2 separate regions of the Homo sapiens genome follow, and region 1 is linked to region 2. A link is an interaction called in ENCODE POLR2A ChIA-PET data of the cell type or tissue named here. Cell type or tissue: PC-9. All regions are shown on one strand. Each heading gives the region's core, and the rest is flanking DNA. Links, peaks and the distances in the headings are about the cores only. Region 1 overlaps ME1 (malic enzyme 1). Region 2 overlaps RWDD2A (RWD domain containing 2A).

Evidence for each region. Peaks named below come from ENCODE experiments on the same cell type or tissue, not always from the same donor. Only the 100,000 strongest peaks of a DNase experiment are listed, where the experiment ranks them.
Region 1: POLR2A ChIA-PET joins it to region 2 with 15 read pairs; 2 of 35 experiments call an interaction of 5 or more read pairs at or near these places.

The regions. Positions count from the first base shown.
Region 1 is chr6:83,346,825-83,352,213 of GRCh38, forward strand. ME1 (malic enzyme 1) reads right to left here. Exons shown (of 14, transcript NM_002395.6): 4 at 5,240-5,315. Among named protein-coding and RNA genes, the nearest start is that of ME1, 82 kb to the right of the region's middle. In PC-9, for the core only: no CTCF peak of the experiment used is centred there; no DNase peak of the experiment used is centred there.
Region 2 is chr6:83,197,807-83,203,195 of GRCh38, forward strand. It overlaps RWDD2A (RWD domain containing 2A), which reads left to right. Exons shown (of 3, transcript NM_033411.5): 3 at 1-1,129. Among named protein-coding and RNA genes, the nearest start is that of RWDD2A, 7.1 kb to the left of the region's middle. In PC-9, for the core only: no CTCF peak of the experiment used is centred there; a DNase peak (open chromatin) is centred at 2,235.

The DNA.
Region 1 (5,389 bases), core at 132-5,131, 150 kb after region 2:
TCCTATAATCACTTGATATCTTTGAAACATGTCCAGTACAGTCTGCTACTTCTTACCTGAAAATTTTCCACTAGACTTAATGAATTTTGTCTTTCTCCTTCCTTCCTTCCTTCCTTCTTTTATCTTTCTTTTTTTTCCCTTTTTTCCGAGACGGAGTCTTGCTCTGTCACCCAGGCTGGAGTGCAGTGGCACAATCTCAGCTCACTGCAACCTCTGCCTACCGGGTTCAGGCAATTCTCCTGTCTCAGCCTCCCAAGTAGCTGGGATTACAGGCGCCCGCCACCACGCCCGGCTAATTTTTGTATTTTTAGTAGAGACAGGGTTTCACCATGTTAGCCAGGCTGGTATCAAACTCCTGACCTCGTGATCCACCCGTCTCAGCCTTCCAAAGTGCTGGGATTACAGGCATGAGCCACCACCGTGCCCAGCCTGTTTAGTTTATTTCTAATTAACTTGAATATTTATGAAGCATATACTTTAATCATGTGGAGATTTTAATTCTATGTAATTTGATATCATTATTGAACATCTTTGTGATTCATGTCAGTTATATGAATTTAAACAAAACCAATCTTATGAAACACAATTTATTAGATAGTCTACAAACTGCTACACTCATCATATTCAGAGAAACGTGGGAATATGTCAGTTATTTGGCCTTGGGTGAATTTAAGCTTCTGTTTCTTATTGGTAAATTGGGAGTAATAAAGGTACTTTTCAGAGTAGCTGTATAAAATTGGGAACCAGGTCTTTTTGCTTACCACTGTACATCAGCACCTAGTATAGCATTTGGCACACAGTAAACAATCAATAAATATTAGTAAATTGAATAAAACTATGATTACATAAAATGAAATCATGATATATAAAGAACTTACCACAGTACCTGGTACATTACAAATTCTTAAAAATTTATAGCTATTATTACTATTATTTCACTGGAGCTAATTATAAAGTTATAGCATTTTAGATGTAAAGAGAAATCTAAAGTATATTCCATCTATTCCTCTTATTTTATAAATTAGTTAACTGAAAAATCAGAGAACTGAAATAATTTGCCTAAAGTGATTTACTTGGTTAATATCAAAGAACCAGAAACCCACATATGTTAATTCCTAGTACAGTGCTCTTTTCACCATACCACATTGCAGAATATATTTTAAAATATACTTCTAAGATATTTTATTTAATTTCCTGTTCACCTATATTATTCAGCTCTTGAAAAATTGTCTTAAAAGCAAATACATTTGGGAGGTAGGTGAAAATCATTTTTGCACATTCAATACATTTGTCTTTGGAAGATTTTCCATGTCAAATAGCAGTGGATCAATATGTGATGCTCTTTTGGAGGAAGCAATCCGATACTACTGGGTTAACTTAGCCCTGATTTAAGGTAAAAAAGATAAATACTGCAGATAACTATAACTTTGTTTTTTAAATTAAATTAAGGCCAAATTTTCAAAGTCCTGGTACTTCTAATGTGTATTTAACAGACAGTTTTATTTACTGCATTACCACAAATAGAGGTATTTTTACATATCGTTGATAATATATACTTTTATGAATGTGATCTTTACATAGGTAAAGTCCAGTTGGCCTGCCTATACTTACAAATATTTTTAATGATATGTTTTATAAGGAGAGTAATATTGTCATTTAGCTTAGTTAGCTTAGTCATTTAGCTTAGCTTAGTTATGACCTGAATAATAATTTATAAAATGCTTTCCAGATTTCATCAAAAGTGCTTAAACACAGAGAGTTGTTATTTGGTTTCAAAATTCTGAAGGGATTTCAAGTGGCATAACTTTTCACTTATTTTTGATAGCTCATCTATGTTAAACTAAATATATGTCTTGAACATTAAAAAAAAAAAAAAGTGGGCCAATTGCAGTAGCTCACGCTTATAATCCCAGCACACTTTGGGAGGCCGAGATGGGCGGATCACCTGAGGTCAGGAGTTCAAGACCAGCCTGACCAACATGGCAAAACCCCGTTTCTACTAAAAACACAAAAATTACCTGGGCGTGGTGGCGAGTAGCCTCCCAGCTACTCGGGAGGCTGAGGCAGAAGAATTGCTTGAACCTAGGAGGCGGAGGTTGCAGTGAGCAGAGATCACACCACTGCATTCCAGCCTGGGCAACAAGAGCAAAACTCTGTCTCAAAAAAAAAAAAAAAAACAAAAAACAAAAAACAGTGCATTCTTTCTTATTTCTTCATAACTTTTATTCCCTAAGTTCTTCTCTCAAAGCTATTATTTATATTATTTAATAATATACATATACATGAACATTTAGATATGTAGTAGTTTGAGAAGTTTTTAAAATATGTTTTGAGACATTTGATATTTATGCTTTATTACAAACGTACATTTATAGCATTAATTCATAAATACTTCCATATAAAAGAGTAGATTTTAACAGTAAAAGAATTCTCTCAAAGAAAAAAAGTTTTGTCACTTATGTAGTTTATCACTAAATTAATATTCTCTTGCTTTTTTTAACCTACTTTATCTCCTGCTTCAGAAAAATGAAGCAGTTGGATGTTTTCTGTACGATAATTAAGTCACAACTGCAGGATTAATATCAGTAAGACAACTACAATTCTATCAGTGATGTCTGTTTTTCAAAAATTAAATCTTCACCCCACTATACAAATTATTATCTAGGCATTACCTGAATAGAAACTTCTGTATGAAATACGCAGATTTCTCCTGAACACACAAAGATACTCTCCATGTGTCCTGTCTTCATCCCTTCATTTAATTTCCCAAGGCCCATCCTCTTGTAGCCTACCTAAATGCAGAACCTTTGCATCTTTTCCTGCTTTCTTGAAACTATTCTAAAATCTGTTTCCAGTGAACCTTCTTCAAATATTACTTATATAATTTCCTTGTTAAATATGACATTCTATTTTTTCAAATCTAAATCTCTTTCTGAATTTCAAAACCTTTTACAGTAATTTGATTACCCCTTAAACAATCTTAATTCCACTATATTCCAATATTAACACTCAGCTTTAGTCAGGCAAGTGAATTTCCTTATTATCTAAAAACACCCCATTCTCTTACCGAACTTGATATCTACATTCACCTGTTCCCTTCTTAGAATAGTATATTCTTCCCTTTCTAACTATCAAAGGTTGGATTTAAGTTTCAACTTTGCTAGAAAAGTTTTCTTAACTATTCCAGCCTTCTCTAAATAATATTCTCCTCAGAATGAATAAATAAGGCACCTATAATACCACACATTTTGATTATATTTTGCTTAATAATTGCCTTTATTTCATGGGTACTTTCAAGTATATAGTACAGACCATATAAGATACACTTACCTATCTTCAGCATTCTTTTACAATCAATAGCTGCCGTTTACTAAGTACCTACTATGTGCCAGGCACTATGCTAAGATTTTTAAATAAAAGAGGGCATAGTTAGGGATAAGAACATCAGTAAGGGCCCAATATTAAGAGTCCAAAGGATAAAAGTAGCTTATGAATAAAGTTAAAGATGCAGAGATCAGTTAGTTGGAAGAACAAGAAACATGGTGTGATAGCTTACTGCCTAGCTGTTAGGACGATTACAGGGATATTGGCTAGAACTCTCTACTGCAGAACTATTTCCTCTATTGACTTGTTAATTCTTGTTTGTTTGTTTTTTTTCTGAGACAGGGTCTCACTCTGTTGCCCAGGCTAGAGTGTAGTGGTGTGATCATAGTACATTGCAGAATTGAACTCCTGAGCTCAAGTGATCCTCCCACCTCAGCCTCCCAAGTAGCTGGGTGCATGCCAAGTAGCTGGGACTACAGGCATGCACCACCATTCCAGCTAATTTTAAAATTTTTTCTAGAAATGGAGTCTCACTATGTTGCCCAGGCTGGTCTCAAACTCCTGAGCTCAAGCAATCCTCCCACCCACCTCGGCCTCCCAAAGTGTTGGGATCACAGGCCTGAGCCACCACTTCTGGCCAACTTGTTGATTCCTTAAATTTTCTTTAGATTCCTGATTAAAAGTAAACATCCTTAGGTGATCAGACATTTATGCTTTATACAATTAAGATGTTTCTTAGGGTAGTTTCTAAGACCAGAATCTGTGGATAACATGGTCCTGTTGATAGCAGAAAAGCTGAGGAAGCAACTTAGGTGGAGAAAGCAAAAAAAAAAAAAAAAAAAAAAAAAAAAATTGAGGACACTGGAAATAATAAAAACCATTTTAATTTACAAGTTTTCCTGGCATGAGCCCTAGAGAACCAAATTAATCAATTATAGCCACAATGTCTCAAATAGGAAAGATCACCAAGGCATGGTAGCTCACACCTATTGTTTCAATACTTTGGGAAGCTCAGGCAGGAGGACTGCGTGAGGTCAGGAGTTCAAGACCAGACTGAGCAACATAGTGGGACTTTGTCTCTAAAAAAATTAAAATAATTTTAAAAAGATCATTAACGGACTTACATTCAGAAGTTATAGCTGAAGTGCCTTTGTACCACCAAAAGGCATTGATTTATTCCATCCTGGTACTAAAAGATACCACAAAGTTGCTAGGCATTCAACAGAAAAGAAAGAGGGAACCAAAGGGAGAACAAACACTTCTCACCTCCCTTAGACAAGGAAGATGGCATAGCCCTGTGTCTAAGAACAGGGACTCAGAGGCCAGCTCTGGGGCCTGCATGCAGTTCCCACCACTATCTTAAGCTACTTTGTAACCCATCTGTGCCTTTCTTTCCTCAATCAATTATTATTATTATAAGAGTTAATCCATGTAAAAAGTCTCATTCAGAATGCTACCAAATGTCAAGTACTATTATTACTTTTATTTTCATTAGCTCACTTACAGAGGTAAGTCAAATGAACTACTTAAAGTCATAATGATAAAAGAAATGAATTAACAGACTTTTTTTCTTGCCTACTTGGATTCCTCTTAGTGGATAATTAAACACAACAGATAGAATTTAAGGGTTTGCTTAAAGAAATTCAGATGCTATCACATATTCAACATTTATCATTACTTAGAATGGAGGTACTAAGAAATTAGATAGAAATAATAGGAAAACTTAGTATCTAAATGGCATCAGAATAAAATTAACCCACTATGTAAAAATCAAAGGGATATAAATTAGGTGATATTCACTAGAAAAGCTAATGAATGCTACCTATTATCATGAGAATTGTCAGTATATTTTAAACTGTTTTATGGGACAGAAAAAAGAAAAAATTTGCTATAGTGGAAAAACATGATAACTTACCTTGATGACATCTTCTGGCCATGCATTGAGAACTGAAGCAATATGCCCTCGATCGTGGATAGTAATAAAGAGACCTCTGCAGAAAAAAAAAAAAAAAAAGGAGTAGTTTACATTTACTTCAGGCCTGTCAAACTACCATGAATATCTTAA
Region 2 (5,389 bases), core at 203-5,202:
TATCCCAAGGAGGTGTTAGAACTGGGTCCACTTTGTACTGCCTCTTTCTTCTTAGGTCACAATGAGTGTCCTCTCAGGGCACAACTCAGATCTTCAACCCATGGCTCGCTGTAGGCCTGCCCCGCCAGGTCCTCCAGCTTGCCATTCATGTTTCCATCCTAGCCTTGGTTGTGCTGGAACTCAGGCTGGAGCCTGACACTTTGCCTATATGCAAAGGGAAGAAATAGGACTTACATTGCCAAGGAATCACTTCTTAATGTTTGCCAGCACTAAAAACAACAAAGTATAGGAATCTTTTTCCCCCACAGTCTCCACAAAGCTATCAATAAGTATAATTCGCATTTACAAGTTTTAGGCCTTCAACAGATGTAACTCCATCCAAATGAATCAATATGTGCCATCAACCTACCTTATAGAGGTGTTTTTCCTGATTACATGAGCAAAAGTAGCTACAGAAAGATGGGTGTAAAGAAAAGGCAATAAATTCTAGGTTATGAACTCTACTGCTTCTGGAGCTATTTCTGAGATTTTTCAGAACCTACTTTTTTATAAATAAGTCTAATTTGAGCATTCTGCAATACTTTTTTTCCTATCAGGAAAACTAATGCAGATAGTATTATGGGGACGTGTAGGTTTTATAGAAAAAAAAAGTACATGTATAATTCAAAACTCAACTTTGTATGTATAGGAGTCTGCTGGTTGTTTGCACAGCCTGATATGAGCACATAATAAAAGTCCGTCATTCCCCAACCCCCTCCCCCTACACACACAGCTTATTTTGGGAAACTGCCCCTTCCCTGTGTGATTTGGGAAGAGAAAGTGATAGGAATCAAGTTGTCCTCTGGCAGCCTCCTGGAGAGATGGCTGTGAGCTCTTGCTGCTTAAACCTCTAGTGCCACCCTCATTTCTGACCTACTGAATGCTCAGCTGTTTGGCATTTCCTTTGAATGACCCAGCATCTTCCCTTTTGTTGTCGGAAATCAGAATCAGTCTCTATTGCTTGTAACTTAAGAATCTGGATATTCTGTTTATTATATTCTTAAATGGTTATTTGGAAAATGTGCTCATTTATAAAAGTTACAGTGTCTTTTTAAAGTTTGCTGAAGTAAATGAAGCATATCGTCAAGTATGTTCTTTGCTTTTCATTCCTTACTGGTCTATTATGTGTTAGGCTAAGAGCTGAGGACACCTGCATAGTGAATTGAGTAGGCCAGATGAGTTGGCAGACCACAACACAGGGACCTCTAAAACATTCCTTATTAAATCAAACATACATTGCCTGTGAACTTGAGCGTTCACATATAACTCCTTACATGCCATCCATCCCCTCTCAGAACCTGAGAAGGTTCTGATGGTGTCTGTCTGCAGCCTTCATGGAACCCTTTTGAACAGGTTTTTTTCACTTGCTTTTATCTCAAGTAGCCCAGTAGTAAGTCAAAAGAATAGTTATTGTCTGAAGAGGGCACAGTGTTGCTCACACTTCCTGGTTTTATACATAATCCTGATTTGCCACAGAAACTCTGAGCCCATTGGCTTTCCCTCATAAGGTCCACATGGTGGAACTAATTTCACCATAGCCTGGACCAGCTAGAGAGACCTCTCTTTCTGATCCCAGTCAAAACTAGATGCATTTGGGTCAACCCCCGAATGAATTTGAGCAGGGTACACAGAATTTAAGTAAGCCCACTGTATTAGCTCATTCTTATGCTGCTAATAAAGACATACCCGAGACTGGGTAGTTTATAAAGGAAAGAGGTTTAATGGACTCACAGTTCCACATGGCTAGGGAGGCCTCACAATCACAGCAGAAGACGAAGGAAGAGCATAGGGATATGTTACATAGGGGCAGGCAAGAGATCTTGTGTAGGGGAACTCCCCTTTATGAAGCCACCAGATCTCGTGACACTTATTCACTACCACGAGAAGTATGGGGTAAACCACCCCCATGATTCAATTATCTCCACCTGGTCCTGTCCTTGACACATGGGGATTATTACTATTCAAGGTGAGATCTGGATAGGGGCACAGCCAAACCATATCACCCACCAAACCCTGGGAGTTCTCCTTAGTTATAGAAGGAACAAAGTACACAATTTGTTCCTCACAATGAAGGGGAAATCCCAGCATGTACCAGACACTGGACTTCTACAAAACTTGGCTGCAGGCTCTGTGCTTTCATGGGATTTATCGTTCACCCTCTGGGATGACACATCTTACTAGGCATCCAGGAAACATGACTCCATTCTCCAAGTCCAATCAGAATATCACCTGGAGGCATACAGCATGCTGCCCTGTATAGTGGTAAGCTGATCAAAGGTCTGATATCGAGACTGATATTCTGACATAGAAAGTTAATGTAATGTTGGAAAAAGACAATCTACATTGCTGCTTACTGAGATAAAGAAAATGCTTCAAGTGGTCTTTACTTACTGGAATAAAGGAAAAACAAAAAAGCATTGACCAAATCAGTAGCCAGCTACTTTCTGATTTGCTCCAAGAAAAAAGAACTTATATGACAGCAGCTGCAGTTGGAATCACCATCTGCTTAAGTTTCGGAATATGTGCAGCCATTCTATTTTTTTGAGACGGAGTCTTGCTCTCTCGCTCTGTCACTCAGGGTGGAGTGCAGTGGCCCAATTTCAGCTCAAAGCAAACTCTGCCTCCCGGATTCAAGTGATTCTCATGCCTCAGCCTCCCAAGTAGATGGGATTACAGGTGTATGCCACCACGCCTGGCTAATTTTTGTATTTTTAGTAGAGATGGTTTTTCGCCATGTTGGCCAGGCTGGTCTCGAATCCTGGCCTCAAGTGATCTGCCCATCTCAGCCTCCCAAAGTGCTGGGATTACGGGTGTGAGCCACTGAGCCCAGCCTGTGAAGTCATTCTTAGAGACCCATCTGTCTCCTCCTACATATGCCAAAGATCATGCTAAAGCAAGATGTGATAAGAATCACACTCCTGCTGCTTTCAAAGCTTTTGATGGTGGGACTCATCTCTGCAAATCTCTTCATACTTCCTGAGAGAATAACCCTCTTTTTATGGATCAGGGATCCAATGTGGGTATATTGCCACAGAGGATGAAGAAATAAATTATAACTCTTTACTGGAAAAATAAGTGGGGGATGGGTTTATTCCTATAGCATATACTTTGTTCTATAGACCACAGTGGTTTCAGAGACCCGAGAAATTTATATTTGTTCAGAGCTGTTCCCAGATGACCTCCAAAAGGCCTAATAGTTTTTCCTTTCTGCAGTGCATTGTTATCTTAGCAAATGGGAGCCTCAAAAAAGATTTTGGAAACATTTATGATATAATTACAGAGTTCTGCATCTTTAGGGGTCTTTCATTCATATCTGTTTGTGGCAATTTGGTGACACTGTATCTTGGTGGCTCCAGTCAGGCTTTTCTGCTATTGTTATATATATCAAGTGGGGCGTATGTTGTTGCTAATGTATTTGGTCCTAGGCCAGGCTGGGATATAGCTGGTATGTACTGGCATGGCTGTATCAATTTTATACAATGGTATCAATTTTTCTTGGTTAGTATGTATGCTGCCTCATTAATTTTTTGAACAGCATTTCAGGCCAGGAGGCCCCGTGTTATCCACAACCAAGGTTTCTGTGGGCTGAACTCTTGATTACACTGGACCTCCTCCTATTACAATCACTGTTTTCACCTTGTCTCCAGTTGTTAATTGCTACTAAATGCTATTAAGCCTGTACCAAACCCAAGAGTCTGATTTCTCCATTGAAATCAGGAAAGCCTTTTAACCATAACATTTTCCCAAGCCTTCCTAGCTTAAAGAGAAGTATCATTAAAATGCTTTTCATGGATGTTGGTACTCCCCTCACCAGTGTTATTTCTCTCAAGGCCTTAGTGAAAGGAGGGTCACTGATAGGTCCTCCAAGGAGACTTAGGAGATCAATAGATTAGGACAGTCATATTGCACACAACAATTCCACTCCAACATTCCTATCTTTGTAAATATTTGAATGGCTTTATATTATTTAAGGAATGTTTGCATTCTCAATTTCATTTAATGTGGACCCTTATTAAGTTCATGTTTCACTCAACTAACTGAACCAACAAGTAGAATCACCCCCAGCTGCTCAAGGCAGCGCACAGAATCCAGAATCTGTGGCAAGTGTACCCTATCATCATTTCTGCCTTATCCAAAATTACAGTTCTCCTTGTGAGTGTAACGTTCTGAGAATCCCACACATTTTTCTCTGGGCTTTTGCCAATATATGTGAGCAGAGTCTAGAATTTTTTTGGCGTAAGTCTCCTCCTTCTGGATTTGCCTTTTAAATTACTAGCCACCACAGCCCTTCTCATGCTGGAATCTGATTTGGGGTGTACGGAAATAATGTGAATAATGGAGGAGGAGCGTAGGCCTCCCTTTACAATTGGTTTCTCTTTACAAGGTAATTATTACCTCAGGTGAGGTCATTACAGGATCTTCTAGCAAGGCAGTAACAACTTCTTTAGACGGGAAGAGATCCTGCTTTGATTAGCAAAGGAGAACATGTCAACTATCCCAGTTTTCCTGGGACTGAGGGGTTTCCTGGGACACAGGACTTTCACTTCTGAAACCTGGACTATTGTTCTCCCTAGTTTAGGATATTATGAGTCCTCCAAATCCCCTTCCCCATTCCAAATCAAGGTCCTACTGTTTCTTGGTCAATACTCTAAGTTTGACATAAGAGGCCTAATGAGGATGTCAGTTTAACTCAGGGTATTAATATAATTTGGCAAGCAGCAAGATTAAGTATGACCATGGTTTTCAATTATTTCAGCATTATAACTAGAAAGAGAGAAAATATGTTGTTAGCAAAAACATGGGGCTTTTTCTGGTTTTTAGATTGAGAATTCAGTCTAAAATTTTTGAGCTGAGGATTTCAGACTCAAGCCTAAATTATCTTTCTTTATGTATCCATCTCTGCTAGAAGCAACCACCGCAACTCACAGTCCTAGAATTCCTTGTCCTTTACACTGTATTATGGCAGCAGCCATCTGATCCACCTAAACCTTCCCTTCCTTAGATAATATATCCCATTTTACCTCATAGTTGTGTTTATGAGGTCCCAAACATATTTTGCTACATTGATTTTCATTAACTTTATATTTTTACCATTCATACCTAGGTCTCTAATCGATCTGGAGTCTACCTTTTCACATAGTGTAAGGTAGGGTTCTAGTTTTAATTTTCTCCATGTTGTGGGCCAGTTTTTCCAGTCCTTTTACCAAGCATTCTGTTCTTTATCTATTGATTTTTGTGCTAGCTTGCCGTATTAGTCCGTTCTCACGCTACTAATAAAGACATATCCGAGACTAGGTAATTTATAAAGGAAAAGAGGTTTAATTGACTCACAGTTCAGCATGGCGGGGAC